5 separate regions of the Mus musculus genome follow, and regions 2, 3, 4 and 5 are each linked to region 1. Evidence: chromatin loops called from intact Hi-C (ENCODE). Cell type or tissue: left cerebral cortex. All regions are shown on one strand. Each heading gives the region's core, and the rest is flanking DNA. Links, peaks and the distances in the headings are about the cores only. Region 1 overlaps Srgap3 (SLIT-ROBO Rho GTPase activating protein 3). Region 2 holds the start of Srgap3 (SLIT-ROBO Rho GTPase activating protein 3). Region 3 overlaps Srgap3 (SLIT-ROBO Rho GTPase activating protein 3). Region 4 overlaps Srgap3 (SLIT-ROBO Rho GTPase activating protein 3). Region 5 overlaps Srgap3 (SLIT-ROBO Rho GTPase activating protein 3).

Region 1 (6,381 bases), core at 461-5,460:
AAGGAACAGTAGCAGAGTGAGCTAGAGATCAGCCCTGGGTGCCATTTTGAAGAAAGAACGTGTGGTCCCAGGAAAAGGAGAGCGGACGCACAGGTTCCTGGTACTCCACCCTCATCTGTCACCTGCACTCTTCATATTGATTTCTGCAGTCCCCATAATGCGGATGGTGCATGGGATGAGGTAGCAGGCCCCCCAGGACCCAGCTGCCCTGCGGATCCTCCAGCCTCACTATCCACCACGTTCACCCCTATGAATCTTGCTTCCTCTACTTCGCTTATCTTTACTGAGTCCCTTAAATGTATGTGCCCAACTCCTTGCCCCCCAGGAAGGCCACTCGTCTAGTACTTTTCCTTTGCCACCTCTAATTCTTCTTAGAAGCCTACCTTACCTTTCTCCTCATAGACACTTCAGTGAACCTCGAAGTCAGGTCTCAAGACTCCTGCTCTGAGCCCCTATGGCACGGCATGCCCCTTCATTCTAGCACTTTCTGACCATCTAGTTCTACACTCAACCGGGACATGTCCAGTGACTGTCTTCCCTCAGCACACTGTCAACTGTGTGGAGAACACACACGCTCAAAGGCTCTCTTGAGCCTGGCCCTACAGATTGCCCATCATAAAGGCGTTGCGCAGATGAGCCACTGAATAACAACGAGAAAGCTCTTTTCTTGTGTTTAGTGACATGGTTTGAATAGCTAGGCCACAAGCATAGGTGACCTTTACATGGTAACATCCAGAGGAGGTAGGCATAGGAGAGGACTCCTCCCAGGGCCAGGTGTCTTTTTGTTTCCCCTTGGTGACTCTTATTGGTGGCCCACTTAGGTGGTGGTGAGGGTCTGGTATCCTTCTGCAGCATGACTAGCTCCAACTCTAATCCTGGCTGTGGACAGCTCACCTGGTGTAGTCATTGCTTTTGGTTGCTGTGATTAAGCCATGATTAAAAGAGACTCAGGGAAGAAAAGGTTCATTTTGTTGGCTTAGGGTTCCAGAGGGGAGTCCATAATGACTGAGGCTTCTTCACTAGCTAGGATTCACCTCCCCAGATAGCACCTAACCAGGGACCAAGGGTCCAGATAGAGGAACCTACCGAGGACATTTCTCATTCAAGCCACTGTGCCCAGCATTGAGTTGGCCTGAGCGGGGCCCCACACATTTGTGTAGCCAAAGGACAGGGAGGAGATGGGAAGGCAGAGCTAGCTGTTTCCCATGCTTGGTGGAACTTCAGAGTGGGCATGCTGCTTAGAAGGCAGATAGGTTCACTCCCCCTGCCTGTCCCTTCCTTGTTCCTTGTCATGGGAGTGGGGAGAGTTGCCTCTCTGACTGCAGCCTTGTCAGACTCTGGGGGAGGGGGGAACTGTCTCCCTTCCCAGCCAAAATTCTAACCTTTTCTTCATTCCCAAAGGCTCTTTCTAGTTCCCTGGGTGCCTAGCCAGAAAACAGGTGCCATGCTGGATTTTTCCTCCTCTGCTCCCACCCTAAACCTGTCCAGTTTGCCTCCTAAATCCAGTCAATACCCAGGCCCTGAATCCCTCCACTTCTCCCTTGGCCCTGGATGCCACTCCCTGTCCTCTCAGGGTCCCACTATGGACAGTTCATACCTTTCCTTTTTTTTAACATTAGATCCTTCTATGGCTCCCTGATGACTTCAGGATGAAGCTTAGACTCTCTAATGATGCTTAAAGGTCTTTTGCTGTTGGTCTCTGCCTTATTCACCAGATTCACCAGGCACGATTTGTCACCCTGGGTCTCACACCAGAGTATCATGTAGGACCCCTCAGCTGCCTGTCAGCTAACCAACATGCCCTTTTCTTCTTTTGGCTGGCCCTTTGGTCATATTTCTCTACCCAGAAGGCTCTGCCTTGGGAATGTCCGCTCTAGCCTTTGATTACCCCCCCCCCAAGTCTAGAAAGTGCTTTCTGGATCTGGTATGGGGAGGCTCTGCAGCCTCTTTCCCATGCATACATTAATGAGGCTGCAGCAGCATCTCCTGTCTATGGTGTATTTTTCTTACTGAGTGGAAGGCTCAGACAGAGGCTCACAAGAGAATTTGAGCTTCTACACACACAGCACCTGGATGAGCTGGTGCATGTGAACATGTGCAAATGCGTGCACTCACATGTGAACACATATAAATGCATGTACCCACAAGTTAGCTGCTGCTGCTGCATCTCACCTCCTCTTCCTGCCCCTCCCCCTCCTCCCTCCTACACTCTTCCACAACCTGCTCTTGGGCTGTGCCACCTCCTGGCCCCACAGGTTCTGTTCTTTCTGCCTGTCTTCTGCCATTTCGTTCTGGCCAGGCAACCTAATTAAAGGCCATCATTAAAGTCAATCTTGCACTTCCGAGTTCTTTCATAATCACTCGCCTTTTTGCTTTCCTCTGAAACGTCCATAATTTTTACACATTTAATTCCCCAGATGCTGTTCAGTTCTTGCATCCCAGATTGAGCTAAGCCCCTGAAGCAATTTCAGTAACAGCTCAATTATGGCATCTCTCCTTTAATCCTTTCATTTCTATCACCACCCAGGAAGCAGTAGGAAGCGAGATGGGATGTCTTCTCTGCCCAAACCTGCTTCCTTCTCTGCAGTGCTCCATAGTCTGTGTCATTGGCTTCCTCCCAGTTGCCCGAAAGCCAAATCTCAGAGCCACCATTCTCTCTTACTCCCACTCCCCTTTCCAGCAGCTCTTCAGAATAAAACGATCCCTGCTGAGGAGTGTTTGTTTGGACCTCAGTGGTCCCAGTGCCACCACCCAGCATTCACCTTCTCCCTCTACTGGCCTAGGATTCCTTCATGAGTGGTGCTGCTGTCTGTTTATGTCCATACTTACCCACCTGCTCATCCATCTATCCACTCATCATCTGTATCTTCTATCCTTCCACCTACTCATCCATCCACCCACCCACCCCTCCATCCATGTATCTACTCCAGCCAGCCAGCCACCTACCTACATATCTACCCCACTCATCCGTCTATCCATCCATCTAACCATTATGTCCCTACACACCATCCAATTTCTCTCAGTGATTTTTTTTCCAAAACACACATTGGTTAAACTTGTAAATAACCTCTGTGACTTCCTATGTCCTGGAACAGGAATTCTCAACTCTGACTACATAGTAAAATGTCGAACATTTTAGAACACCAACATCAAGCTGCATCCTAGAGCACTGAATTCACTTTGCCCTGGTACTTTCATAAGTTCCTGAGGCTATTCTAGTGTGTAACATGGGCTCAAACCTCTGTGTCCTGGGTGGCAGGGTTCCAACTGCTTTGACCTGACACTCCACATCTGCTGCAATCAGGCCTCTAGCTTGTCTTTCCGGCCTTACTGTCAATGATCCTCTAGTAGCATTCTCAGAATTTGGGGCTTCCTGAGAGAATTTATTATTCTCTCTAACTCTCTGTCTGTCTGTCTGTCTGCCTGCCTGCCTGACTGACTGTCTGCCTGTTTTTTTTTCTGTTTCTGTCTCTCTTTCTCACTCTGTCTCTCTGTCTCTCTGTCTCTCTCTCTCTGTCTCTCTGTCTCTCTCTCTCTCTCTCTCTCTCTCTCTCTCTCTCTCTCTCGTGTATACACAAACACACACACACACACACACACACACACACACACACACACACACGTCTGATTGGAAACTCCATACTTGACCTTCAATGACCCAGTATAAGCGAGAACTTTTCTCAAGGGTCATCTTCTGCAGCATGTGTTCTGTGGTAACCAGCACCTTGCTGGGCCCTGAGGGCAGTGAGTACAATGGAAACATTGCCTGTGCTCTGAGAGCTCTCAGAAAGGTGAGGGTGGGACATGGAACTAAAAGCAGCATATATCAGGCAGCCTCCTGGAACTATAAGACATTCCAGGAGATAATTTATGAAGAGAAGAGTTATCTTTTGGCTCACAGTCTTGTAGGATTCAGTTTGTAAGTAGGCTTTCAGGTCTCCTGTGTGTGTGTATGTGTGTGTGTGTGTGTGTGTGTGTGTGTGTGTGTGTGTGTAGGGCACAGCATATCATGGTGTGAATCCGTGGCACAGCAGAGCTGATAGCCCCTTGCCTGGGAAGTGTAGAAGAGGAAGAATGGGGTCTCATGAGACTATGCTTTCAGTAAATTAAAGGCCCCCCAACTCTTATAGGTGATCCCATCTTCTGACAGCACCACTTTGGGAACCAAGTGTTTAATGCACGGCCTCATGGGAGACACTCAGATCCAAACTTTAACATAGAACTTCTCAAACATGCGTCAGAGTCCCCAAGAGGGCTTGTGAAGCAGGGGTGCCAGGCCAAACCCCAGGGTTTCTGACTAATGCTCCTGACAGTCTGTACTTCCACCAAGCTGCAGCACAACGCCAGGGTTGCGGGCCAGAGAGGACACTTGAAATCTGCCATGCTCAGACAAGGTCAGGGGACTGCTCTCTGAGAAGGAAATGTCATTTGAGCTATACTGAAGAAGTAGAGGAGGCAGTCAGGGAAGAAGGAGGTGCAAAGTATGGTCCAGGTAGCGAGAAGGGCATGTGTGCATGTCCCAGCAGGAAGAACCTGGCATGCAAACAGAAGAGACTGGCGTACAAGTGCATAGGAGGAGCGTGCCTGGGCTTCTTGCAACTCTAGCAGGATGGATGGAGTTACTCTAGAGACTGCTCTGGGTGTGTCTGCATCGTTGACCTACACAGCCCCCCTCTTCAATTCTTCTTTCTTTCCTTCAATCTATCTGTCTGTCTGTCTGTCTTTCTATCTAATCTATCTATCTATCTATCTATCTATCTATCTATCTATCTATCTATCTATTTGTTTATTTATTGTCTCAGCCTCTTGACAAGGAGCCCCTGGCCTGTTGATAAACACAGCTCATCCAGGAGCCGCTGTGGAGTTAATACACTGGGATCCTGGCTGGCACTGAATTTTAACAGATCTTTCCAGTGACCAGCAAAGGACAAATCTTTAGTATTCTATCTTCTTCATGTTTCCTCAGATAGTCAAATATCCTCCCTGACAATGTGTACTCCCATTATTCCCAGGTCAAGCTAGTGTTGCTGGTCTGACCACTGCCTCTATCTCTTCTTCCAAATGTTTGCTGCATAGATTTTCAGCCCGTTTGTTGATAGAAGGAAAAAGAATATCCATGAAGTTAAATGGGTTTCTTACCTTCTAAACTTCCAGGAGCTGGGGAGCTGGTGAGGGAGGAACATCCCAGAACCCCCTGGGGCAGTTCTTTACAACACCCCTGGGGGGCACCCTGGTGAGGAGGTGCAGTCACAGTGGGAGTTGCCTACCTCAGTAGCTTTGGCCACAGTGGCTGCAGGGGCAGAACAAGGCGGGGTTAGGGGCCTCTGGAGCTAGTGGAGGGCCTTAGCCTTTCCACACTAGAAAGTACACCAAGAAAAAGATTCAGTCTTGGAGAACACGAATTTCCCACCTAGGGTTAAGATGGTGTCATTGACTGCAGTTGAGTTTAGCCTTTTGCCTTTCTCCTTACAGAAGAGTGTATGTGCCTTCTCAGCCCTACAGAGGAATCTCTGAGAAGGTTGAGACAGAGGGATTCTCTGTTGTTTCATTAGCCTGGGAAGCAGCTACTGCATAGCTAAAGCTTCTCAGACTCCAGCTCACACTAGAGTGCCCGGGAGGCCTTCTTAAAACCCAGATCGCCAGGCCTAAGGCTGGAGAATGAGCTTCTGATCTGTTTCCAGGGGATCACAGTGTGACACCCCATTTTAGCATAATGTCCAGCCAGAGTCAGTCTGAGCATCTATCGGCCACTATAGGACAAAAGCTTATTTGTCCCATAGGTACCCGTGTCTTCCTTTGCTCCTTTTACCACGCCCAGAGCCCAAGCCCTTTTGGCCAACTCGCACAAGGTTGTCATTGTCACACTGGTTTCTAGGAGGTCAGGAGCTCTTTAGAGAAGGACAAAAGTGTCCAGAGCCCAGGGGACTCTCAGGGTTAGTGTAGACAGGTTAGAGGAGAGGAAATGTCTTTTTGTAATTTCCACTGCACAGACCTAGAGACCATAAAATAATCAGAGATATTCTTCCCAGAAAAGGGAAGGGTGCATGGCAGATGCCATCTTCAGAGAAAGCATAGGGCATAGACAGAGTCAGAGACCCAAGGCCAGCACGCTCTATAACTGTGGAATATCACCTTAATTCTCTGGCCTGTTTCCGCAGTTCTATTCCGTAGGTGTAGTAAGATTGACTTTGATAGTGACTATGAGACTCAAGAGTGAGTGACCAGGTGAACTGACATGAAGCCAACCTGAGCTGTCTTGGTTCCCACAGGAAGGATCAATACCTCCTCTCGCCCGTGAACTGTTGGTATCTGGTACTGCATCAGACTCGGCGGGAGAGCCGAGACCATGCCACCCTCAACGACATCTTCATGAACAATGTC
Region 2 (6,381 bases), core at 489-5,488, 130 kb before region 1:
GATTTTTTTTACAGCACCAGACCTAATGAGGTATAGCAAGGACCTACCTATATCTATGAGATCTATATGGAGTATTTGGGCTGTCATCTATACACAGGGAGGCCTTAATAAAAAAGTAAAAATTTAGGGGCTGGTGAGATGGCTGAGTGGTTAAGAGCCCTGGCTGCTCTTCCAGAGGACCTGGGTGGGGTTGAAGTTCACACCCACATGGCCACTCAAAACTCTCTATAACTCCAGTTTCAGGAAATCTGACACCCTCACACAGACCTATATGTAGGCAAAAATACCAATGCACACAAAATAAAGAAATAAAGAAATCGTTTTTAAAAAGTAACTTTGGGGGCCGAAGAGATAGCACAGTGATTACGAATGTTGGCTGCTCTTGTAGAGAACCCAGGTTAGGTTCCTGGTACATGGTAGCTCACAACTCTGGTTCAGGGAATTGACCCCTCTTTTGGCTTTCTTGGGCAGCAGGTATGTACCACACACACACACACACACACACACACACACACACACACACACACACACACACGCAGGCAAACACGGACACAAAACAAAACAAAACAAAACAAAACAAAACAAAACAAAACAAAACGAAGTAGAATAAAACCTCAGTACAATTCAGGAATATCTAAAGTCCTTCAGGAAACAGGCCTGGGTGAAAGAGCATATTTCCATGACTGTTCTAATTCTTGGTTGGGGGGGGGGGGAACGCACAGATCAAGTCACATGGTTTTGCCCCTTTTCAGTTACAAATTTATGGGGAGGGGGGGTCTTCTTTCTGTTACTGCCCTGTGAAGAGTAAACATTAGCAATAGCAATTGGTTTCATTCAACAAAGAACAATGGCCATTTGGAGGGGGTTGTTGCAGAAGGGAGACAGTCTGAGTCAGTCTGAGTGACCCAGACCTCAGTGAGCTGTGGGGAAGGTTGGAAGGGACAAGATGAGGCCACAGTGCAGGGGCCCTGCCTAGGCTGCTGACCTCTTCCCAGGAACAGAGGATTTGAGACAATATAGGTTCCTCCATTGGTGACAACTTTGTGGCTGTCCGAGTCTTCCCTTCTCTCCCCTCTTTTCTTCTTCCTTTTTGACCTGCTTTTGTCCCCAGTGTCTGTGAACGCCACAGCTCTGATGCTTGGCCCCTTGGTGGGGTCTCCGTGGAACTGTCATTTGATAGGCGAGAACACTGAAGTTCTGAGACGACATGGAGGCCACACAGCTGGGATGTGGCTGGGCCAGACTCTAAATCATCTTTCTTCTGAGAAAGAAACCCAGCCCTTGCTGTTCAACAGGCATTCTCTGACACATCTCGCTTTATTGTCTCATGGCTTCTTGGGACATTCCCATGGCTCAGCGCGCTGTATGCGTCTCTGACATGCATGTGTGGTTTAAAAATTCTCCTCATGGCTAGAATGGCCGTTTCCTGGGTTCCTGCTCCCAGCGGCCACAGAGAGCAGTCAGAGTCACCTGGCTCCAGGCTCCTAGAAGAGACAGGAAGGAATCTGGTTAGCTGCATATTCACATTCCAGGGCATAGGACACTAACTCCACTTTTCTCTGAGGATCTAGGCTTAAGGCAGGTTAATCTCTGAGCATATCTTCCTCTAATGACACTTGTGGCTTCTGCATAGCAGAGGGCCTACATGTCCCTGGGAAGGGTGAGGCAGGAGGATGTGGGCTGTGGCATCTGCTTATGAACTCTGTAACCTCCTCTTTCTGTGTCCAGAGCTATAATAAGCCTATGATTCACCAGGTGAACTGCTCAGGCAGCTGCTGTGCATTCCCCAACTGAGCCCTTGGTGCTCACCCACTGATCACTAGGCGGGAGGACCCTGTCTCACTTTACCTACCTCTCCAGACCCGTTCTAGCTGCATACTCTCTTGGGGAGCCCTTAGAGGCTGGTACGGATAACCTGTTCATTTCTAAACCCAAGCCAAATCACATGTTGGGCCATTCCAGAAGGACAAGTGGAAGGTGGTACCTAGTTTGAGAAAGTTATGGAAGTCTCTTTCAGTGAACTCTTGGGGGACAAGACACTCTCATGACAGTTTATTATCAGGCATCCTATGGTACTTGATGCCAGTTTGACCTACCACACTGAACTATTTGAAATGCCAATGAAATTAGGACTCTCTAATGAAATGCTGGAGACTCCTACTGAGTCTTTACTACTGGTGGGTTTTGTTGTCTGGGTTGGAATGCTGGCACCCTGGTAAGTCATTTTCCACTTATATATAATGTAGCCCCTAGGATGCTGGGGTTACCATAGTTGCTACTATTTATAGGGAGCTTACTGTGTACCTAGGTACTGAGCCAAACTGTTTCTGTTCATACTCCATCTCCCAAAAGCTCTTTACATTTGAATCCCCCCGCTCTGTAATATTTTCAATTCTTAGCACTTGTCATTTTTACCCATTCTATCATTCAGCGTGTAGTTAAATTCTGTTGTACTGTCATATGGTGCTTCTTGCCTTTATAACGCCAGTGGGCCCTTTAGTAAGCTTTTTGTATGTATTTGTTGAAATTGTCCATTAAAGAGTCTCCAAAGAGAGCTTATTTTACTGGTAAAGGAACTAAGACGAGGGAGTCAGAATGGCGCTGTCCCACCTTCTCTGAGCCTGAAGGCAGCCCTGTCTGCCAGATCTCTCTGCAAAGCTGAAACCTCTGGCACTGTCCCTGTTATCAAGTAATTCTTTCAAAAATAGTGGCCTCTCCTGCATGCATCAGACTCTGCCAGAGTCTCAGGCAGAGTGACAACTCGTCATATAGTTGCTAGTTTGAGCACGACGCAAAGAAAAGAATCTTTCTGTGTTTGTTAGAAAATCTCCAGCCTAACTACTACTAGCTCGAGTTTGCAGGAGCCTCCCAGGCCTTCCCAACCTGATTTCCCCCTCCTGCCGCCTTCCCTTTTGTGAGCGTTTCTTCCCCTTTTTGCTTGCAGCTAGTTCAGCTCTCCTGTAGGCTACAATGTGTCAGTTGTTATAAAATCCGGGAGGCGGAGTCTAGTGACGAGGGCGGTGGGGGAGAGCTCAGCCAGCCCTGCAGGGTGAGCAGTCCAGCCCTGGGTCCAGCGGAGCTAAAACGCTACAGCCGGGAAAACTTCCACCTCCCTCTCCTGGTTTTGATCCTCACCGTCCAGCAGACCCGAGGCGCCGATCGACCGGAGGGAGGATGAGAGATGACCGGTCCTTTGGCAACCTGACCATTTCCTTAGCAGAGCCTTCCAAAGCGAACCGGAGACTGGCCACACGACCCAGGAGGCGCCGCGCCTCTTGTGGATGTGTGTGTATGAGTGAGCAAGCGGGTGTGTGTGTGTGAGTGAGGGTGTGTGTGTGTATGCGTGTGTGTGTGTGTGTGCGCGCGTGTGTGTATGCGCGCGCTTGTGGTGTGGATGGGTGTGTGCACAGCACAATTGCGTGGAAGCGTGTCTGGGTGAGCGTGTGTGTGCACTCGTGAATGTGTTTGTGTGTGTGTGTGTACGTGTGTGTGTGTGTTTGTGTGTGCTCTTGGCTGCTATTATTATTATTTTGGAAGAAAAATCCTGGAAATCTGGGGCAGGTTATGGTACTCCCAGGGTGACTTCTTTTGCAAGAGGAGCTGACCAGAGCAAGCCACTAGAGCCATTTCCCTGCCAGCAGAGAGCATTTTCCTCCCAGAAGAAGGATTTCAACCCCGGGGCTCTGTAGCCAAGTAAAAGAGATTAGCCCTTGAAACCTGTGAAATCGACCATTGCTGTGTGATTACCCAGGCTTGGGAGAGGACTTGGAGAGAGAAGGAGAAATAGATCAAACAGCCTGTCAGTTCTCTTTGCCACGTCGGAAGATGTCATCTCAAACTAAGTTCAAGAAAGACAAAGAGATCATTGCTGAATATGAAGCCCAAATAAAAGGTGAGTGGTGGGGCCGAGGGACTTTGCCTTCTCTCCGTCCCCTTGTCTCTCCCTCTGCTGTCTCTTCCTTCGCCTCCCTGCCTTCTTGAGAAGTTGCTATGCAGCAATAATCTTATTGTAAGGAGGAAGGACCGGGTGCTGGCTGCACAAGTCCAGACTGGCTCCCACTGCAGATAGTGCCTGGGCTGGGAGCGTGAATTACAGAAAGGGCAGAAATCTCTGCATTGCAGGTGTGTGAGGAAGGGACTTTAGGAGTGTCGCCGGTACTCCATCATCTTGGCAGTGATATGTCACTCTAAGGCCATTTTGACAGTCAAGGCCTCCTCCCCCTCACTCCCATCGAGAAAGCCCTTTGCTATTTATGTATATATTTTTTGATCTGCTCTCCCCATCCCTTCTTTTGGCTTTTGTGGGTGGTTGTTTTTGCCTCTGCTGCCTTCTCTGGGCTGAAATTCAAATGCATGAGTATGGGCTGCGGGGGGTGGGGGTGGGGTGGGGGGGTGGGGGGGGTGCATCGCATCCTTAAGTAGCCCTTCTTTGTCAGCATTTCTTGCCTGGTCTGAGTTGCCATGGATTAACTGTTATGGGACATATTGATCCAGACTAATGCAGGCATTTAAGCATAAAGAGAGAGTTCTGTGCCGAAAATGTATTATCTTCCAGCGTGCAGCCTGGTCCTTCTGTACACCGGTGTTTCGGGTCATCAGCTTTGGTTAAAAGCCAACACCTCAGTGTACGATTTGGACTGGTAGGTGCCGCTTGGCTCCCGTGGTTCTGGGAAAGTCTGCCTGCTAGGAGAGTGAGATGCCCTTTGGGTGCTGGTTCCAGCTTTGGTAGCATAGAACCCATACTTCTTGCAGAAGCTGCTCCCTAAATCCTTGCTAGCTGAGAGGAAGAGAAGGGCCCCAGTTGCACAGCTAAAAGAAGGCAAGCAGCCTCTGCCCTCGAGCCAGACGGTGGGCTTCCTGCACCCTCGGGCTGTCTAAGCACAGCTTCAGCAAGGAGAGCTGAAGGTTCCCTGCCCTGCTTCTCCTTTGCGGAGCCTGTGGGGGAGAGAAGCAGCTGGGGCTCTGAGCACCCATTTTCTTTCCAGTCCTTGGTTCTCCTTGCTGCGACGCAGGGCGTGTTGTGGTCTCACACGGAGTGGGCACACTGCATCTTCAGTGGGTGTGGAGAGGCCTGGTTTGGAGGCTGTTGAGCAGGGTGCTGCTTTGAGGTTCTGGTGACCAGAGGATGCCACGCCTGTTTCTGTGCTGCCTGAGGGCTCCACACCGCAGGAAATCAGTAGCCTCAGGCTGTCTGTCTGTCCTGTCTGTGTTGCTTTCAACCTTCTGATTTGGGGGGGGGAAGCTTTGGAGAACAGGCATGGGGTGGGGGTAGGGGCTTTGTGTTTTCCTTGTCTTTGGTTGTGGGCCCAGCCAGGATGTTAACCGTCCCTGGGTAGATCCCAGGGATTAAAGAAGAGAGATCTCTCCTATTCCCTGGGCCTCCTCCTTAGTTTTCAGCTCAGTGTCAGAAACAGTGACTTAAATGTATCAGCCTTGCTGTCAATTGAGAAACAAGCCCTTTAGCTGTCAGAGACTGGGATTCATCCTGCCGGTCAGAACAAAAACCAATTTTCAATTTTGTATATTTACTTTTTAGGGAGTGAATTTACACACACACACACACACACACACACACACACACACATATTCTCAAAACATATATATATATATATAACACATATTACATATGTGTTTGTATGTGTGTGTGTGTTGAGATTATCTTGACTACTTTAAAAAAATTGATATTCCCATAAAAAAATGTTCTGACAGACAAGAGAATGAGATATTGGGACAGTGTGTGTGTCTTGGTAAGAACTCTGCTTATCTCCTCTTTAAAAGGCTTGCACCAGGCAGCCAACCTTCCCTTAGGCCCCACAAAGCATCACTTTTCCTTTCATCTCTCACCTTTAACTTAACGACTGACTAGCACGTACAAGGCGGCAATGGCAAGGGATTTATTTCTTCAGGAAATTCGCCCAAAAGATTTGGTCTCTTCTAGCTTCTGGATGTCTTTACACTCTGGTTGAGTTTGTTTGTTTGTTTGTTTGTTTATTTATTTATTTATTTTCACTTGCAGTAGGCATCCATAAAGGAGATCACAGGACTGTTGCACCCAAGGCCCTTTGAAATCTCTCCTCCCAAAGTGTTATTTGTTGGCCTGGCCTGGCATGTAGCTCAGTGGTAGAGCACTTGCCTGGCGTGCTCCAGGCCCTGGCTTCCATCCACAGCCTTGCCTGTTAATTACTCTGGTAAGGATTGATGTATCCAGGCACCTCCTGTTTCTGGGACTCTGTTCTTGGCCCACATGGTGTACAAAAGGCTTACTATGAGCCCAGGTTCAGAGATAAGGAACTGAGGCCTGGCAGTGTTCAATGACTTACCCAAGGTCGCAAGGCCGGTATCTTCCCAGGCCTGGTGTCCCCGGTACATTGTCTGGCTGAC
Region 3 (6,381 bases), core at 401-5,400, 96 kb after region 1:
CTGGCAGTATCAACTACCCTGACAAGAAGGCGCTGACAGAAGGGCTCTCCATGAGGTCGACTTGCGGTTCCACGCGACACAGCAGCCTAGGGGACCACAAGTCCCTGGAGGCTGAGGCCCTGGCAGAAGTAAGGGCCCCACAGAAGACACTTAGGCCAGTGAGACACCCAGTGGGACAGAGGGTGGGAAGTGCAGAGTGGGGACCACAGTGGCCTTGGTGGGACTTGAGACTGAGTCAGACAAGACAATGAGTTGGCTTCCTTTCCATGCCACTAGCTATGGCCCTTGGAAAGACTGGAAGACACCCCCCCCCCCAGTGTTCAGGCTGGAGAGAGGGTAGCTGGGTTATGGGACTGGGACAATGGCAGCCCTCTCCCTGAGATGCTATGATTAAGTCCGTGTATCCATGCATGTATCTATCCATGTATCCATGCATGCATCCGTCCTTTGTTCATGACTCTATTGATTTAGTGATGAATCTTGACTGGGCATCTGTTGGGTGACATCCATCACCTTCGATGAAGTACAGTGGAGACCTGATGCACTTTGGCCCTGCCCATGTGAGCTTAGAGTTAAAGAGAACTGCCGACACGAAATGGCTGCTAGGCTAGGCATCTTTAATAAGTGGGGGGAGGGGTTACATCATATTTTGAGAGTCTACAGTTTAGAAGTAATGCACTGGGAGGAGATGAGGAGATGGGCAGGACTGAATAGTAGAAGCAGAATGGAAGACTAGCTCAGGCTCTTCTAGAGTACTTCCTGTTCGTTTTTGTTTGTTTTTTGTGTTTGTTTTTGTTTTTTGTTTGATTCCCCCCCACACACTGGCCAGATGAACAGCACAATGCATTGTTTACCAGTTCACGTCACTGGTCATGTCTAGTTTGGATATTGCATTCCCAGAAGTCTCCATTGTTATTGCCCTAGCTGTAATTTGGGGCAGCGGTCCATTACACACCTCTCTTGATGCTATCTCTCACTTAAGAGATAACGGGGCCCAAGAGACCCTGCAGGTTGAGGGGAAATCTCTTGTGCTAATGGCCTTTGAGTACCATTCAGAAGGGGTTGAGGTTAGCCTGTGAGCTTCTGAGCACGTCCTTACAAGAGTCCAGGGAAGATCCTCAGAGAATCCCCTGACTGGAAGCAATGCACCACCAGCTAGAACTCCACACGTGGCCTCTACCTCATGTACTGATGCCTACTTCCAGAGAGTACTTGGGGTCAGTACCTTGGCATGGGCCATGCAAAGGAGACAGCCAAGTTGACCTTCTATCCTTGAAGGCTAATCTCTTGAGAACCATCCCCCTAGCACCTAGAATCTTCTAAAGACTCTGCCAGTCACAATGGGGCAGAGGCTTCATAAAGCTGGCTTGAGGCGCTCTACATGGCCATTCAAATGCAGTCTGGGGCACTGTGTCTAACACATCGCAGACTGCTATGAGATACCTGTGGGGTATTCTGCAGTTAGCATCATTTATGCTGTGGTACTCTAAGTAGAAATGTGTATTGACAAGACATTTTAGAGCTTTGCAATAGTTTGTTGAGCACTGTGGATCTCCAGCAAGAACAGAGTGTATTCCATTGCCAGACTTCTTTAGTTTTATTTGGGGAGCACTTCGTCAGCCTAGTCTAAGAAATACACTCAGCAATCCTATGCACATTGTCAGAGTGCACACCCACTCTAACTGGATAGTGCTTTTCACCGGTGGAAGTGAAACTGAAGCTCATGGGAAACGGTGGAAACAGTCAAGAAGACGCTGGCCAGCTACCTACTTGTTCAACTTCATCTCTGAGTCAAAGGGGAGGTGGTATGGAGAACCTCAAATAGTAGATGGATTCACCCTAGATTCTCTGGTCTCCAAATGCCCTGAACAATGTAGAATTAAAGTTCTGGTAACGAGGCTGCTATGGAAATGTGCAGCACTGTCATCTGAAGTGGGGAGGAAGTGACAAATGAGAACCTTCCCCACGGTGTCCCTCAGTCCCCAGTGCCTCTCTGCAGCTTCACCTGGCAGACTTATGCATTCCTCATCAGACTAATGCAAGGCTGCAGCCTAAACCCTTCAGCCCACCTTTCGCTGAGCTTTCTGTCTTTCCCATTTACACTCTACCGGGGATGGGGAGATGAGAAAATTTCATCTTAGTTATTGACACTTTTATCTTTCAGCTCCCGTTACATTAGAGCAAACAAAAGGGATTGTGGGGACAATAGGAGACTAAGTCCCAGAACAGTGCTAGAGGCTGGGGTGACCCTGCACAATACATAGGGAGAAGAGTCCTGCCTGCGGAGTCACTTACAACTGAGCCTCTGAATAAAGAAACTCCCAAAGATTCCTTCTTAAAATTGCCAGCACAGCATGCAAAGAGTTAATCATAAAGGGGAGGCATAAAACTGGTTTTAGTCACTAGCAGGATATAGAGAGCAAATGGGATAGACTTGCACAGGGAGGTGAGCAAGAGGCTGGTTGGGGAAACTTTGGAGTCTGGCAGGAAGGAGGATGCCTGCAGATCCATGGAGAGCATGAAGAACGCTGGTAGGTAGAGGCCTCTTCAGTATCTCCAGGCTCCAGCCCCATCTGTCTCCCCAGAGCCATGCATTTCTTCCAGGGCTGGCCTCGGACTGCTTAAGAACAAGTATCCCTTAGCAGTCAGCATGGCTCAGATTGCACATGGCACCTGCAAGTGGAGGTTTTAAGACAGGTCCCTTGTGCCCTCTTGTGGGTTCTGGGTCAGATCAGCTTGGATACGGCAGCAGCCCCATTAAAAGCCCCATGAACAAGGACGTGAACTCTGAGGAGTTGGATGACCACTGTCTGGCAATTGGCAGAGCTTCCTCCTGTCCATCCTCTCACTGCATCTTCCCAGTGAGTGTGGGCTTCCAACAGATGGGTGGGCTGCAGTCCCGAGTGGCTGGTGTCTGCCCAGTTTGCTCAGCTTCTAGTCAGTGCTGCCTTCAGCCCTAGCCCTGCCCTGGATTGGTAGACAAGGAGCTCACTGAGGTGTGCCACAGCTCTGACTCCTGAGGTACTCTCTTTTTAATGAGGCTGCAGAGACAATGACGTGCCATCTACATTTTCCCCACACGAGCCTTTTAGATCATAATACTGGGAGGAAAGCGGTCTTCCTGTCACTCTAGGATGCACGGTATATGTTCTGTAGAGAGTCATTTCCCTTTGGGCAATGATTTTTTATTTTAAAACTGGTATACAGTTATATAATTCGGTAGGGTGGAGTATGAATTCTCTCGATACCCATATGTGTTAAAATGTAAGACTTTGTTTTTTTTTTTTCCATTTTATTTCATGTGTGGGTGTTTTGCCTGCATGGATGTCTGTAGACCACATTTGCACAGTGCCCACAGAGGCAGGTGAGGTACAGCAGGTTGTAAGCCACTGTGTGGGTGCTGGGAATTGAACCTGGGATCTTTGGGAAAGTAGCCTGTTTCCTTAACCACTAAGCCATCTTTCTACCTCTAAGATGAAGGACTTTTTTTTTAGCAAAACAAAAGAACAATAACACAATGGCTGGGGCAGAGACCCTGGAGCCAGACTGCCTGGGTTCTGACTTGCATTGTCTTGTTATTTAGCTGTGTGACCCTGGGCAAGGGACTTGACTAGACTGAGCTTCAGTTTCCTTATGTGTGTAATAGTTGTCTCTACCTTATCGATAAATTATTCAAAGCTTTGGATAAGTGTTCAGCATTAGGTATCATTGCAGCGGGGACTGTTATTACTGTTTCTGAGTGCTTGCTATGTGCCAGGTGCCATGCAAGGTCCCGATCATTTTATATATCCATCAACCCTCAGAGGGAGGGATTGTAATTGTCTGCAGTTTGCCAGTGAGAATTCTCAGGCTCAGAGTGGTCAATGCAGCTCCATAATAAGGCGGTAGTAGAGTCCGTTTTTTGACTGAATGTTGTCTGCCTGCCATAACTTGATCTGCCTTTATGAAGGTGACTTCCTATTCAGGGCAGGCACAGGGAATGAATGCTCGCGCTGGTTCCCTGAGTTGGTTGCAAGACGCCCTTGGGGTCTGATCTCCCTCTGGGCCATAGGGCTTCCAGAAAACATCCTCTGGAAAGTCTTGAACTGGCTAGCAGTTCTGAAGACACTGTGTTGACCAGAGCCCTCTCTGCCCTCTAGGACATCGAGAAGACCATGAGCACCGCTCTGCATGAGTTGCGGGAACTTGAGAGACAGAACACTGTCAAGCAGGCACCAGATGTGGTGCTGGACACCCTGGAGCCCCTGAAGAATCCACCAGGCCCCATCAGCTCAGAGCCCGCCAGCCCCCTGCACACCATTGTCATCCGAGACCCTGATGCTGCTATGCGCCGAAGCAGCAGCTCATCGACGGAGATGATGACCACCTTCAAGCCAGCCCTGTCAGCTCGCCTGGCTGGTGCCCAGCTGCGTCCGCCCCCCATGCGTCCGGTCAGACCTGTGGTTCAGCACCGATCCAGCAGCAGCAGCAGCTCAGGTGTGGGCAGCCCGGCAGTGACACCCACGGAGAAGATGTTCCCTAATAGCTCCTCGGACAAGTCTGGCACCATGTGACCTGCAGGACTGGTGACACTGCCATGGCCCACTGCAGCACACCAAGGCCTAGGGTGGCCTTAGTGGCTTCCACTAGCTTCCCAGGGATCTCCTGGCCTTGGAGGGCAGATCCTGGAAGGTCAGCCTGGGAGGGTGTATGTCTGTGGAGAGCAGAGGCCCAGGCGTTAGCTGCAACTCCCGCTCAGCCATGTGAATGCCACAGACCTCTTGTAGGCAAACAGACATGCCAAGGAATGCTGGAGCAAGATCAGTCCCAAGGACAGTGTTTCCTAAGATTGAGGCAGATGCTTACCAGCTTCTCATATTGTCACTGGAAAATTATTCTCTCGATATTCTCTACATACGTATATATGTGTATGTATATAAATACATGCATATATACGCATATGTGTACGTATGTGTCTGTAGGTGTGTGTATATATATATATTTATGCATCTATATACATATACTAGAGAGCTGGACATACACACATGCTAACTGTATATAGACGCTCCTTTTTTTTTTCTTTTTATGAAACTTAGATTTACCTCAGACCCATGCCACCAAACATCTCCCACTCTTACTTGGTGGGATTTGCAGGGACTTCTCTGGGAGAACTTAGAGGCCCCACAGTAACTGCGAACGAAGCAATATACCACTAACCTGCAGAGACACAAAACCAGAAACAGTCTCCAGCTGTCTCCAGAAGTCGTGGCCTTCCAGAACAGTCTGTCTGCCCCTCAAGGAAGGGTGGGGCAGGCAGTACCCCCAAGCAGGCTGCCCCTAAAGGTGGGGAACCCTTCATAGAAAACCCTTCACCCACCCCCCTAGAGACCCTGCCCTGTCACCCGGAGGCCAAAGGTCAACTGTACCCCCAGAAGGCACAGGGGAAGTTGGTGTGAAGACCCTTGAGTTTGTATACTGACTCAGGATGGTGAGATGCTGTGGTTGGGGGTGTGGGGGAGAACAGGAGGAAACAAACAAAACCCAAAACAGTAGTATGGAGTAGTTCAAACCTTACACGTGCTGTAGGGACAAATCTGTGCTGACTGTACAAGTTTTACTTCTCTCATCTTCAAAATATTTAATGGTTTTTTTTTTCCTCCTCGTTCTACTGATTATGCTTTGTCAGATTTGGAACTAAATGGGCAAGGAGGCATTCAGTCACATCATGTCTGTTTGAGAGCAGTCCACACTCTGTTCCCCGCTGGAGCCTCCAGTGCCCAGCCATCCCTTGGCCTCCATCCTAGGAGGACTGTGCTAGGAAGCACCGTAGGCTGGGATGCTATGAAAACGGCAGTGCTCCTCACCCTCCCTTCCCCTCCTCTTCTTCCATTCCTTCTAAAGCAGTTAATGTAGACAAACATGGTGGTAGAAACAAGGTACGTGATTCTGTAGTGTCACAGCAGCCTCCTGCATGGCTCTTGTTTGATTCCGTTTTACCTGCTTTTTTTGTTGTCTCCATTTTCCAGATATTTCCAGAATTGTTGGATAATGCACCACAGGCGAATCAAATCCTAGTGGGACCATTTCTACTCTCCCTCTGCATGCCAAACCAACCAAGGATATCTCCTTCTCCTCTTCCTCCTCCTCCTCCTCCTCCTCCTCCTCCTCCTCCTCCTCTTCTCTCTCTCTCTCTCTCTCTCTCTCTCTCTCTCTCACACACACACACACACACACACACACACACACACACACACACACACTGGCTGGTTCTCTGCCTACCTCCAAGTTTTACAATCCACAATCTGGAATCTGTGTCACAGCCCCCACAGGAGCCCTGTGACCCATAGCTACACCACTCCTGTCACCTACAGATGCTTTGAAGTGCCATCCTTGGCATTTCTT
Region 4 (6,381 bases), core at 905-5,904, 59 kb before region 1:
AGGCTCTTTTCCCCCTCCCAGAAGGTGTGTGTGTGTATCAGAAGACAACTTTGGGAGTTGGTTTTTTCCTTCTACCATGAGTGCCCCAGAGACTGAACTCAGGTCATTGAGTTTGGTTGTGCCTTACCCACTGAGCTGTCTTGCCAGCCCATATTCAAGCTCTTTGTAGCCCGTTTCTTTGTTTCTTTTTAAGCTTTCTTATTTATTTTATTTGTATCTCTGTTTTGTCTACACATATGTCTGTATATCATGTCAATGCCTGGTGCCTTCAGAGGCCAGAAGAGGGTATCAGATCCCTTGAGACTGGAGTTACAGATGGTTGTGAGCTGCCACATGGATTCTGGGAATTGGGCTTGGGTCCTCTGCAAGAGCAGCCAGTGCTCTAAGCTTCTGGGGCATCTCTCCAGGCCCCATTTCTATTATTTACTCTTATCTCATGCATCAAAAACTTCTCAACTCTTGCCCTTCAAAGTCCTTATAAATGGGGACCCACTGATGCACCAGCCTCTCCTGCAGTCAGATGATTCCTTCCTCTGAGCACTCTGTCCTCCATTCTCTTTCCTTTTCTGGAGCACCGGAGTGTCTAATGACACGGGCTGGAAAAGGCATAGACCGAGGAGATGGGGGACGAAGCTCAACTTGATGGAAACACTGTGTGGGTCTCAAGGATGCTCAACCTGAGAGGAGCTGGCTGCAGGCAAGTGAGGGGTCAGCAGTAGTGGTGAAGGCACCTATATCTAGCAGGTGGACAGAATGCAGCACAGGGGACGTGGGGCAGGGATTCCCAGGGGGAGAGACTTCAGTCTGGGGAGGAGGAACAAGAACAAGGGACACAAGGGTGATGGCAACTTACGTGTGCAGCCAGCAGACCGGGACTTCAGGACAAGCAAGGCCCTGACTGTTTGCTGTGGAAGATACTGGTGGGGCTGGGACTCGTTTAGACCCCTTGTTTATGGGCAGGTTTTGGAGGTAGGGAAGAGGCTCCTGGGAAGAGGGGTGGCATCATGAGGAGCTGGGCTGGTTGGATCACCTCTTCTAACCTTTCCTATTAAGCTGTAAGCGATCTCTTAATCATCGACTGGATCTTAGCTTCCACATAATGCCTTTTACACAGAGACTCTGCCTGTCTCCCATTCCAGACCATAACTGCTCTCAGGGTAGGCTCTGTGGTGGTGTATCTGATGACAATGATGACATTCCTGAGAGCAGCAAGCACCAGCTAAGCACAGTCACCTTAAGCCTCACACTGAACCCGAGCTCTGCCTTTTCCTGTTGTAAGAAGCAGAGGATCTCAAAATGTAAAACCTGAGGCAGAAGGACCTACGGCCAGCATCCACTGTCGCTCAGATATGTATCAAGGCAGATGCAAAGCCCATTCATATCATTCTGATGTCTTGAGACAGAATCTCTTGTAGCCTAGTCTGACCTTGTGCTACCAATCTTCCTCCCTCTATTTCCCAAGTGCTAGGGTTGAAGACACACATCACCTGCTACAAGTCCCCCTCTTTTAGCCCTGTGCTTTTGCTGTGAAACAAAATCGTTTCAAACTCTGGAAACTCATATTAAAGGCCTTGACTGAGAGAGAGGAGGTGCATTGCCAGGCATCTCCTCACCGTGGCTGTTGGCACCACCTTGTTCCATCCCTCTGCAGACAGATGAATTGATGCCTCGAGTTTGGGAGGAGGCAAGAGATTCAGGCAGAATGGTGCAGAGCGGTGGAGGGGTTAGGGACCCTGGTGAAGTTCCTTTTCTTCCTTCAGCCTCTATGGAGCGGAGCCTCCTGAGAGCAGATGGAAATGTCTGCAGAGAGTATTTTTTCAGACTGCCCCAGAAAGCATTCTGCCTGGCAACAAAGAGCCTTTCAGGAGCTTGCAAGCTGAGAACCGAGAGGAGCTGGAGTGGTTACTGCATCTGGTTGCACAAAAGAGGCAAAGCCATAGAGGATTGAGTTTCAGCTCTGGGCACAGCTGGAGGGGCTGCGGGGGCTGTGCTGGGGGGTAGGAGTTAGGGCTGATGCTGATGAGGAGGTCTTTAGGCAAATGTTAGGCAGTGTGCATCTGTGATAGCAAATTTGTGTTTTAACATGATGGCATAAGCATGTGGGTGTGGAAGGACATGCTCAACTGGTTCCCTGGGGGAGGTGTGTGCTTAAATTAAGAATAGTTTAAGATTGAAAAAGCATTACATGCTGGCTATAAATGTTCAGATATTTCAGAGGCGTTGAGATTGAAAGGCCCTGTTACCTGTCACAGATACTCTGTTAGCATCTTAGAATGTGCTCTCTCAGGCTTGGGTTTGTGCACATTTGTATATAATATTTTACATGTAGTGGCTCTTCCTATGGACATATAACTCATCCCATTTCTGGTACTATAACAGATGCCCTGGATGGTTAATTTATAGAGAGAAAAGGTTTATTTATTACATCTCACAGTGTCTGAGGTTTTATCACCTGGTGAGTTGACCTCATTGCTTTTCAGTCTGTGGTAAGAAGGCACATCATGACAGGAGCTCTCAGTAGAGACCAGTCACCCCCACACCCAGGAAGCAAAGGTTCTACAGTCCCATAGTCCTGTTCCTATGTGTCTGAAATGACTTGAGGACCTCCTGAAGGTCCCACCACTTCCTGGTAGTGTCACCCTGGGGATCAAACCATAAACACACGGCTCATGGGGGATGGTTAAAATCCAATGAGAGCAGGTGAGCTGCTGCAGAAGGCTCCTGCTGCAGTGTGGCATCCCAACTGCTTGGCTTAAGACCAGCAGAAATGCCTTGCCTCTCTTTTTTGCAGACTGGAAGTCTGGAAGCAGGCACCTGCAGATGTCCTTGCTGACAGCTCTGGGAGAAAATCCTTCCTTGCCTCTTCCGGCTTTGGGCACGTGCCAGCAGTCCTTAGAGTTGCTGGCTTGCAGCTGCCTCCTTCCAGTTCACGGCCACCTTCTCCCTGTGACATCATGTTATCCTTCTTCTGTGGTGCCCGAGAGTATCTGCCATATTGGGTCACAATCTGCCCTGGTGGCCTCCTTTTATTTTGGTCACCTCTGTAAGATATTATGATTAATGGCCACATTCAGAGACCGTGGGGATCAGAACTACAGTCTATTTTTGGGGAGGATGACTCAGTGTACCCTAAAACAATCTTAAACTATGAAGATCATGTTGGATCACCTCCTGGGGTCACTAAATAGGCATATGAGGTCTTGAAAGTGGAGAACTTTCTCTGGATAGAAGCAAAGAAGGGAACTAGTTGGGTGTTGTGGTCCACACTTGTATCAGGACTCAGGAGGCTGAGGCAGGAGGTTTTTGAGTTGGGCGCCAACTTGGACTTTATAATAGGACCACCTCAATAAACCAGACCAGACCAGACCAGACCAGACCAGACCAGACCAAACCAAATGAGAGGAGAAGGAGGAAGAGAGTCTTCTAGAATCTTCCAATAAAAGTTTCATTCTGACAGCTTGATTTCAGCCTTGTATGACCTTACTGAAAACCCAGATCCATCCATCTGGACTAATGTCCTATGGAGCCGTGAGACAATACATTTGGATTCTATTAAGTTTTGAGTCTGGGCAACTTCATTTCAGAAGGAACAGAAAATGAACATAGTTACTTTCCCCTTTAGTTGGCCTTTCTATCCCTTAAGACAAGGAAATGATCAACACCAGGAACTTCTTAGAGCCTCATGTCTACTGTCCTTAGTCTTTGAATAATGCCACTCACCCCAAAACAGCCGACACTTTCTGCTACAGAACCCATTAGACAGTTTACTTGGGACACTGAGAAAAGCCCTCTACCCAGGGAAACTGGATGTTGTCAGGTACCCCTGATGCCTGTTCTGTCTGATGCAGCTCAGGACCTGAAGAGGGTAGGAAGCGATCCTTGGTGCTTTCTCAGACAGGGACATATCTCTGGGAGCTGCATGGACTAAGGATAGTCAGAGAGTAGCCTGGACCCAGGAACCCAGCAAGGCTCTGAAGAATTGATTGGACTTCGGGAAGCTTGCTGGCTTTGGGTTTCTGGTGTGATTGCAGGGTATGTTTTTTTTTTTTTTTTTGCCCACCTTTTCTGACTCTACTCCCTTTGTGATCCTTGTTCATACTAAGTGGGTCAGATGTGATGTTTGTATACCCCACAGTGTCTGGGCCTGTCCTGACACCCTTGATCTAGGTCCTTTATGGTGATGAGGGTATATGGCATGGCTGCCAGTTTATCTCATCCTTAACTTTCGTTAACTCTTGTGGGAACCCAGGAGCCTGTGTTTTGAAGACAGAGTTCTGCTATTAAAGGTTTCCTAGTAGGTGTCACTTGTATGTGGATATCCCTTCCTCTCTCTTTTTCCCTATGGGCTGACCATGTGTCTTCTTCAAGATACCCTCTCCTGTGATTATCAAGGTCAGTAGAGGAGACCTCATTGCCATTGTCTCTCTCTGTCTGTCTCTGTCTCTCTCTCTCTGTCTCTCTCTCAGATTTTATTTAGTCCAGGCTGACTTCAAGTTCACTCTGTACCTTGATCTTCCTGTTCTACCTCACAGGTTCTAGGATTATAGGATATACCACCACACTTAATTTATGAGGTTCTAGGGAACCAATTCTGTGATTCATGCATGCTAGACAAGCACTCTACCAACTCAGCTACACCCCCAGCACCCTCACACATGTTCTGAAGCATTGTTCTCCTTGTCTTTCTGACTTGTCAAACATCCCTTTACTGTGCCAAGGAATGGGACAGACACTCGGAAATGTTGGCCTAGTAGCCCTCACCGTTGGGCAGCATTGCACGGGTGGAAAAGTGAAGACATCAGGAGTATAGGAACTCAATGTCTAGCTTCTTTGTAGACTTGTTTTGGTTGTTTTATGCTGCGGCCACCAGAAGCCCATTGGTGCCAACCTTAGGTGGCATCTTTAACAACAGCATCAATAATGAACAGGGAGCCTTTTAGTGCCTTTGATTGCTCTCACTTCCCAGATGTTGAACTAGAGACTTGGCTGGGATGAATAACTTCCCCCAGGCCACTTCTCTAGGGCTCAAGCTGAGGTATGTCTGACCCAGAGTGTTGACAGGAGCAGTCACCTCTATGCTACTTGCTTGTGTTATTAGGCAGTCTGGCCTTCCTACCTAAGATAGGCAGAAAAGCATATAGAGATCTGTGGGGAAGGCAAGGAATCTGGCAGTGGTTAGGCTTCGGCCTCCTTCAAGAAGTGTGGCTAGGTAGCTGAGACCTAAGTAACAGGAAGAGGTGACTTCCTTGTTAAGTGAGATAGAAGAAGAACTTGGGTTTAAACCAGGCAGGGACTTGCTCAGCCCAATAAAGTTAGGGAATTATTTTGGGGCCAATGAGAAGATGTGAAATGTTTGCAGATTTCATTTGAGTTCTGAGATCAGTTTAACCGATTGTGGCGAGTGGATTTTAGGGGCACGTGTTAAACCTTGGGCAATGGACTGTTAGTCAATGGATTGCTTAGATAAGTGAAAGGCTATAAGAATTACAATTTTAAAAATGGAAGGAGAAGAGAAAGGTCGAGGCTGGAGTGAGTAAGGACCTGATCTGAGGGGAGAGAGGCAGAGACTGACAAGAGTCCTGAGAGGGGATGGGCAGTGCCCCGGGGACTGAAACTGCAGCAAAGGAGCTTAAGTTGGTTCAAGCAACCATTTCAGCTGTGGCCTGAAGGTTTGCCAGGCTGTTCTTGTCCCAGCCACAAAGAAGCTAGTCTCTGGGGTCATCTCTGGGTCTATACCAGGAACAAACATCATACCCCACTTGTTTCTCTCTCTGGGTCTTTGAGGTTAGAAAAAGAAGAGGCAAAATCCTGCTTCATCCTGAGGTCTGTGGGGAAGGAGGGCAAAAGAACAGAGAGACAGCAAAAGAGCTGGCAGCTGATGGGCTTTTGTCAAGCCTGGCCCAAGACTCAAGAGGCCCTAGTGCTATGTATCCATGTAGCCATACATTTCACTATCCATTTATTTAAAACTTGAGATGTATCCATAAGAACCACTGGCTTCAGAAATGCAATGCAGAAGTGCTGGAAAGAGGCACGTTTTGGCTTGTGTGATTGACAGGGGAGAACTCTGATTATGGGCCGTCTGGATCTGATGTTGTCAAGGGAAGGAGGGTTCCCTCCAGGTTTGCAAACTACTGTTACAGGCAGGCTTCATCCTTGGAGCTCTTGGGATGACTTATAGCTGCCCCAGGCTTGATGTCTACTGACCGCCATACACGGGAGAGCTCAGGCTAGGCGTTGCTCCAGCGGTCCTGGCACTGACGACATCCATTGATCCTGCTCTGCCACAGGCCCAGCTCAGAGTAGGGTTGCATTTCTCTTATGGCCGGCTTAGGGCCACATGATCTCTTCTGCAGTTAAAAGTAGAGTTAGCTCCCCAGC
Region 5 (6,381 bases), core at 915-5,914, 100 kb before region 1:
CGAACAACCCATTCACAGGGGTCACCTGGGACCATCAGAAAACACAGGTATTTATGTTACTATTCATAACAGTAGCAAAATTACAGTTAGGAAGTAGCAACAAAATAATTTTATGGTTGTAGGTCAGCATAACATGGGGAGCCGTATTAAAGGGTCACAGCACCAGGGAGGTTGAGACCCACTGTGCTAGGAGAAAAAAAAAAAAAAGAACAGATACCATCTCCACCCCACTCCTGCCTCAGACTTACACCAAGCACTGGGCAAGAGATGGTCTGTGGGCCAATGACTTGTTTTGTTGAAGAACAGAGGTGTCAACTTCATATACATGTTGCACGTCCCTGACCCTTTCAGATTGGTGACCAGATACCACCAGTTCACAGGACGCTGTCATTGGCCAGGGGCCTTTCAGCCCCCTGTATTAGTTATGGTTTCATTGCTTTGACAGAAGCAGCTTAAGGAGGAGCTGACTTTGACTCATGGTTATGAGTTCATCATGGTGAGCCTGGGGCTGCCCATGGTCAAGACACCCATGGAGAGCTCAGTGCCAGGGATCAGGTCTAGCCCTCCATTTCACCAGCCCCAGCAATAGACAGGTGCTGACCACAGTTAGCGTGGGTCTTCCCTCCTCAGTTAAGTCCTTTGGAAATGCCCACATATACTCTTCAGTGTGTTTCCATGGTTACCCCCATTGAGTCTCGCTGCCAATCAAGATTAGCCATCTCAGTGCGCACAATCCCTTCTACCGCACCTGCTGCTTCATCCATTTGCTCAAGCTGCCTAGTTTCTCTAGGCTTCTGGATTTCTACTTCTGCATCTGCCTAAGTTGTTCTATTTTATTTTCTGTCTCAAACGGGGCTCTCCAGGTTGGCTTGCATGACAAGCATAGCATGCCAGTGTAGCACACACTTCAATGTCTTTTGTAAGGAAATGCCTCTAAGTTGCTGTCATCTTTGAAAATTTCACAATGGAAATGCCGTCATTATTGTCACATGTAAAGAACAAAGTGTTAGTCAACAACAGACCACATATGTAACCCTGTCCCATGCAACACCAACTGGAGGGTACACTCTGATGTTTGTACAGTGAGATTGTCCAGTGGGTGTTCATTTCTCCACATGTCTCCTCCTCACCAATAGCATACCATTGGATTTATCTTTGAGGATGAGTTTGAAGCTGGAGTCAAGGGCAGGATAGTGTTGGTCAAGGACTGTTAGCCAACGATTTATCATTGAGGAGGTTTGGGGATGTACCTGAAGCTGCTGGAGGTCACTGAGGACCTAAAGATATGGTGGATAGTGTCCTTAATCATAATATAGTTTTATTTGTGTGTGTGTGTGGGGGGGGGAGCTTGAGCTTGAGATAGATATCTTTAATCACTCTACCTAATTTTTTAGACATAGTCTCTCACTGAATCTAGAGCTCACCTTTTTGGTTAGATGCCTATCCAATAAGCCCTGGAGTGCCTCCTGTCTTTGCTTCCCCTCCGGGAAGATTACAGCTCTATGTTGCCATGCTTAGCTTACAGAGGTGCTGAGAAGTGAACTCATGCTTTCACGACAAGCACTATATTGACTGAGCTATCTTTCCAGCTCCTGTGATATGTTTTTGATAATTAAAATTCAACGTAAGGTGACAATTGCTTACCATTGAACTAGAAACAGAACAATTCTGCACAGCCTGGTCCAAGAACTCTGCAATGGACTCTCAAATCAGAGAGACCTTAGACTGAATCCCAGATTCGCCCATTAGTTCTTTCTTGACCTTAGTCAAGTCCATTTTCTCTCTCTCTGCCTTAGTGTCTTCCCCCATTCCATGGTTACCTCAGTGGACTTTTGTGAGGATTAGATAATACGGTCCAGGTTCAGTTCTTATCTAGTGTCTGCAGCACAGGTCATACTAGCTGAGAATACTCTGTTATTGTTCATACCCAGATTTTCAGGGCTTGATTGGATCCAAGAATGAAATTTAGAATAGTTACAGCAGCCGTGGCAGATTGCAGGCAAGTTAGACTCACCAGCATATTTTCTTTGGCTTCGTAGCACTTACAGAAACTGATTCACTTCCAACCTTTAAAAACCAAGAGGGTTTCTTTAAAAAGAGAGAGAGAGAGAAGAAAAAAGGAGCGTTCACATAAAAATCCAGACTTTTGGCATTTCACACAAAGTAAGAATATCATTCTTCGAGGGAAGAATAGTGGCCGTCCCCTTCCCAGGCACTGGGAAGTGTCCACTGACCTGTCTCACTCCTTGCTGTCTGCTTAGCTCTTTGGGATATCTGAGGTCTTTGATCTTGGAGGAATGGATCAACCTGGAGTCAACACTCCATAAATATGATCTCCTGCAGAGGGCTTGGGAGAAGTAGAGAGAAGGTTGTGTTTACTGGCAGGGGTCCACCGTACCATCTGTGTTATCAATTAGAAGTATCACAAATGCAGAGCCTCGTCCTCAAGAATCTGCAGGGTGGTGGCAGGGGCTTGGTCCTCTTAAAATGTGCTCCGCTTGTACCTGTGAGCAAGAGGGCCTCCTCATTGCAGCATGTAGGTGGGCTGAAATTTAATAAGGAAAACGTGGAAAAGTCTCTCCCTTGTGTCTGAAAAATCCCTCTGGTCCAGTGCAAGCCATAGAGCGTGGAGCGATGGGCTCAGCGACAGTCCTTGTGCAAAAGACTCAAGGTTCGACTTGACTGTGACTTTCAGTGTGAGTCACAAGGAGCAGCTGCCAGCAAACCCAATCTGATCTGGGGCTGTGTTTATAGAAGTCTAGTGTCTGCAAGATCTTTCTAACAGTTAGAGCTGTTTTGAAGAGACAGGCAGGCGGCCTCAGTAAGCCTTGATCTCTCCTGGGTAGGAGGTGTTTGAGGCTCAGTGAGATGCCCCTGCCCAAGATTGTCACCGTGGGGGACTGAGGCTTCAGAGGGGTATTTGTTCTAGGTGACATGGAAGGTTGCTGTTCAAACCTGAGCCGCTCAGCAGAGGCAAGCCTTTCCTCTAGCAAGCCTGCGAGTCTTGCTCTCAGTGGGAGAAGAAGCAGGATGAGTTGAAGAGGCTGACTAGAAGCAGCTGTGTGGCCAAAATGGGAACACAAACGACTGTTTCTCACCAAGTAATTTAGACAATGGCAGTCACTGTCCTCTCTCCACCCCTACCTGACTTCCGGATGCTTGTCAGTCTTCCCGGAGATGCAGAGGACAGGAGCTGTTTTATACATTACTGGTAATTTTTACAAACCGGACTCCTAGGCGAGCTTTGAGTCAGACAGCACGTGGGCCAAGTGCAGACTCAGATGTTTTATTTGGCCTAGGCTGTGTCTTTTAAAAATGCGAATTTGATGCCAACATGTAAAACTGAGAAGATTTCACATAAAATCTGGCCTTCCGGCACCTTTGTAAAGAGTCAGGGGTCTGGCAGCGCTGGCCTGGCACTGCTGCGTGGTAGCTTCAGCCAGGGTTGGGTGCCACATGACTTGAGCTCTCGCTTGGCTGTCGTTCTCTACCCACTTATGTGACCCGTTGTACCTGTTGGACTTTACATGGTAGCCACTGTACAGCATCAGGATCAGTTTGGGGAGTGTGGGACCCATTTAGGGAGCCATCCTTAACTGTAGTGGCTTGTCTGCTCAATGGTGTGGGGAGCAGGGAGTCCATTGAGGAGGGGTGCCCGTCTAGCTGCTCCTGAATCAACTCAGTGGCTTCTATACAACCAATTCCTAGTGATTTCATCTCAAGATAATAATCCCATGTATTCTTGGAGTGGCTCCAAAGCACTCAATATTTATTCCTAGATTGACCCAACTCTTCATCCTTAGGACTTGTGTGCGGTGGGGCTGGTCTGGAGATGTGCAGAACACTGGCATCCTCTTTGGCAACAAATCCCTCTATCCATTTGTACATAGATGGTGGTCTTCCATTTAGCAGGGCTGGCAGAGTGTCCTTGCTCTGAGAGTCTGTAGCTAGTAGGGGTTAGGGTACTAGGACTAGAGAGCCTTGATGTAGTTGCTCTCAAGCAGATACTGGGCTGACAGGGGTGGGGGTGTATGTGGAGCTTCTGCTTAAAGGCTCCAGATTTCACACAAAGTACTGTGATAATGAGATGTATATATTTGGCCTTTGTCTCTTTCCTGGCTTATAACTTCTAAAATCCTTGGAATTTTCAAAGGATTTTTTGTATGCTAATAAGTTATCTGATGTCTGGGTCTTTTGGTAGGTCTAGGCTGGCTGCTGGATCAGAAAGGAGTCTTGCATAGACATCTTATCCCAGGCCAGGTTAGAGGGTTAAGACTTTTAGTTCCATCCTTTTTAAACCTTCCAGAGAGAAAGAGGAGTGGGGTTGTTCACCAATGGCCAGTGATATAATCAGCAATGCCTACATCATGAGGTGTATAGGACACCTGTCCCCACGTCTGGTGTCTCAAGTGCGACATGAGAAGGAGAAGAACTGAGATAGGGTGTTTCTGCTCAAGTGCCGCCCCCTCTAAGAGCCATCCAGTCTGGCTTCGGAGCCTGTCTTAAAGCTGCCGGGATCTGGGAGTGGCTAAGGAAGAGTTGGCTTGAGTTGGGAAGATTTGGAATCTGGTGGCAGCAATCACAGGAACTTAATCCAGAGCAGAAGTCCAGTGGGGGCGAGGCCTACCTCAGTCTTGTTAGTCAGCTTTTCTGCTCCATGATGGAAAGGACTGGACTTCTGTCTGTGTCTATCTCTTTAATTTTTAGACCAAAATTGTTCAGCTTAGGATTTTGAAGTTCTTGGGGCACCTTCTAACACTGCCTGGTATAGTCAGTTCTTGCAGCGTTCTCAGGCTTGTCATTAAAGAAGTGGTCTGATTGTTTCAAATATAGACATAGGTCAACTTATCTGACTGTCCACAGGTTAGCTGTGTGGTAGCCATTTTGGATTGTCTGTGTGTGTGTGTGTGTGTGTGTGTGAATCATTATTTGAGTCTGATTTCTCATTTTGCTTTTCTTGACTTTTAAAAAGTTTATCTATTTATTTATTTTATGGGCAGTTTGCACACCACATGCATGCACCACCCGTAGAAGCCAGAAGAGGGCATTGGATCCTCTGGAACCAGAGCACCAGATGGTTGTGAGTCGCCATCTGGGCACTGGGAACTCAGTCCTGGTCCTCTACAAGGGCAGCCAGGGCTTCTAACCACTGAGCCATCCCTCCAGCCCCAGCCTAACCTTTGTGTTAGGAGTGGAGCATCAGAGGATCCTTCTTCCATGGGCATGAAGATTTTGTGAACTGCAGCAGTTGTCAGGAGTAACCAGGCACCCATAAGCACTTGGCATGTGGAAGATATTGGGGTCTTAGGGGAGGGATGGTACAAATGAGCAGGTACCACCATCCAGCCTGCTTGGATAGAACTTACTTAGTTGTCTGGGTTGCGGTGGAGTGGATTGTGATCTCCTCTGTGTCTACCTTCCTCCTGCTTCTCTCTGCCCCAGTTCCCACAGGTCTCCAGATTTATTAGAAGAATTAGCTGAGGGCAGTCTAGAGTGGATAAGCCCTTTCGCTTGTAAATTACATCCTAACACTAACATCCTGCTTCTTAGAGTTCTGACCTTTTCTCTCTGACCAGCTCAATCTTCCCTAGGCATGTCCATGGGTCTCAGTCAGAAAGTAGAGACATCTTGCGTCTAAGTGAATTTTCTATGAATCGGGTTGGGTGATACTTGGTGACAAGACCCCCATCTTTGCTGCAGATATTATGTGGAAGGGCTAAAGATATGGACTTGACCGTGAGAGTACCAAGAGGGGTCTGTTGTGGGGTGGTTGAGGAAGCTGTCAGAAGCACCTGGCCCCTTCGGAGCGGCATAGCTTATGAAATGATTTTGCACGAGGAAACTTCTGGAGCCCATTTCATTCCTGGGCAGCCTGAGGAGCTAGTCAAACCTGGGAAAGACGTCCCTGTCTGCCATCCAGGCGTTCCATAAAGGCACACTGATGGGATGTTCTTTCATGGAAAGGGATGAAATCACAGCACAGCCTGCCTGCAAGCTAACCCTCCACCATGCACTTTTCTATGAAGGCCAAGGGGCATGTCACAACTAGCAGGTCATTGGAGACAGGCAGATGACTCCTTGAAGCCTGTGTCTGTTCTCAGAGGCTGCTGGTAAACGGAGATAGTCTGTCTTTGAGGCAGGCAAGGCAGCTGCCACATGGCCTGTGGACCGCACAGCACATCCCTCTCTGTGTGCTTGACTTCCCAGCAGTATCTCAGGGCTACTTTGGTCTTGGGCTGACAGATGAGGACCTCCTTAGACTTTGGGTCACTGGCCCTTTAAGAGGTCACCGAGTCAAGGGCTCTCTGATCAGATGAGTGTAGGAAACACTCTAGTGAGTTTTCTCTTGAGAGATTCCTTTTATTTATCCCTTAATGGTGC

The links. Hi-C counts contacts between places; a loop is a spot of excess contacts. Peaks named below come from ENCODE experiments on the same cell type or tissue, not always from the same donor. Only the 100,000 strongest peaks of a DNase experiment are listed, where the experiment ranks them.
Region 2: a loop joins it to region 1, with 2.2 times the contacts of the local background. A loop is called at or near these places in 4 of 42 quality-filtered maps.
Region 3: it touches region 1 in a loop (2.1-fold over the local background); 2 of 42 quality-filtered maps call a loop at or near these places.
Region 4: a loop joins it to region 1, with 4 times the contacts of the local background. A loop is called at or near these places in 3 of 42 quality-filtered maps.
Region 5: a loop joins it to region 1, with 2.8 times the contacts of the local background. A loop is called at or near these places in 2 of 42 quality-filtered maps.

The regions. Positions count from the first base shown.
Region 1 is chr6:112,816,642-112,823,022 of GRCm38, reverse strand. Srgap3 (SLIT-ROBO Rho GTPase activating protein 3) reads left to right here. Exons shown (of 22, transcript NM_080448.4): 3 at 6,270-6,381. Among named protein-coding and RNA genes, the nearest start is that of Gm26799, 120 kb to the right of the region's middle. In left cerebral cortex, for the core only: a CTCF peak has its summit at 5,232; DNase peaks (open chromatin) are centred at 2,217 and 2,548; H3K27ac peaks cover 2,924 bases.
Region 2 is chr6:112,943,941-112,950,321 of GRCm38, reverse strand. It overlaps Srgap3 (SLIT-ROBO Rho GTPase activating protein 3), which reads left to right and starts at 3,056. Exons shown (of 22, transcript NM_080448.4): 1 at 3,056-3,892. The coding sequence starts at 3,826. In left cerebral cortex, for the core only: a CTCF peak has its summit at 2,988; DNase peaks (open chromatin) are centred at 3,703, 4,125, 4,731, 4,971 and 1 more place; H3K4me3 peaks cover 3,039 bases; H3K27ac peaks cover 3,194 bases.
Region 3 is chr6:112,720,960-112,727,340 of GRCm38, reverse strand. Srgap3 (SLIT-ROBO Rho GTPase activating protein 3) reads left to right here. Exons shown (of 22, transcript NM_080448.4): 21 at 1-128; 22 at 4,140-6,381. The coding sequence ends at 4,553. It also overlaps the pseudogene LOC108169181. Among named protein-coding and RNA genes, the nearest start is that of Gm26799, 24 kb to the right of the region's middle. In left cerebral cortex, for the core only: no CTCF peak of the experiment used is centred there; DNase peaks (open chromatin) are centred at 1,646 and 2,921; H3K27ac peaks cover 1,758 bases.
Region 4 is chr6:112,875,811-112,882,191 of GRCm38, reverse strand. The region is part of intron 1 of Srgap3 (SLIT-ROBO Rho GTPase activating protein 3); the gene reads left to right. Among named protein-coding and RNA genes, the nearest start is that of Srgap3, 68 kb to the left of the region's middle. In left cerebral cortex, for the core only: no CTCF peak of the experiment used is centred there; DNase peaks (open chromatin) are centred at 1,907, 2,052 and 2,797; H3K27ac peaks cover 2,434 bases.
Region 5 is chr6:112,921,829-112,928,209 of GRCm38, reverse strand. All of the region lies in intron 1 of Srgap3 (SLIT-ROBO Rho GTPase activating protein 3), which reads left to right. Among named protein-coding and RNA genes, the nearest start is that of Srgap3, 22 kb to the left of the region's middle. In left cerebral cortex, for the core only: a CTCF peak has its summit at 5,026 (motif pointing right); DNase peaks (open chromatin) are centred at 1,987, 2,729 and 3,217; H3K4me3 peaks cover 311 bases; H3K27ac peaks cover 2,559 bases.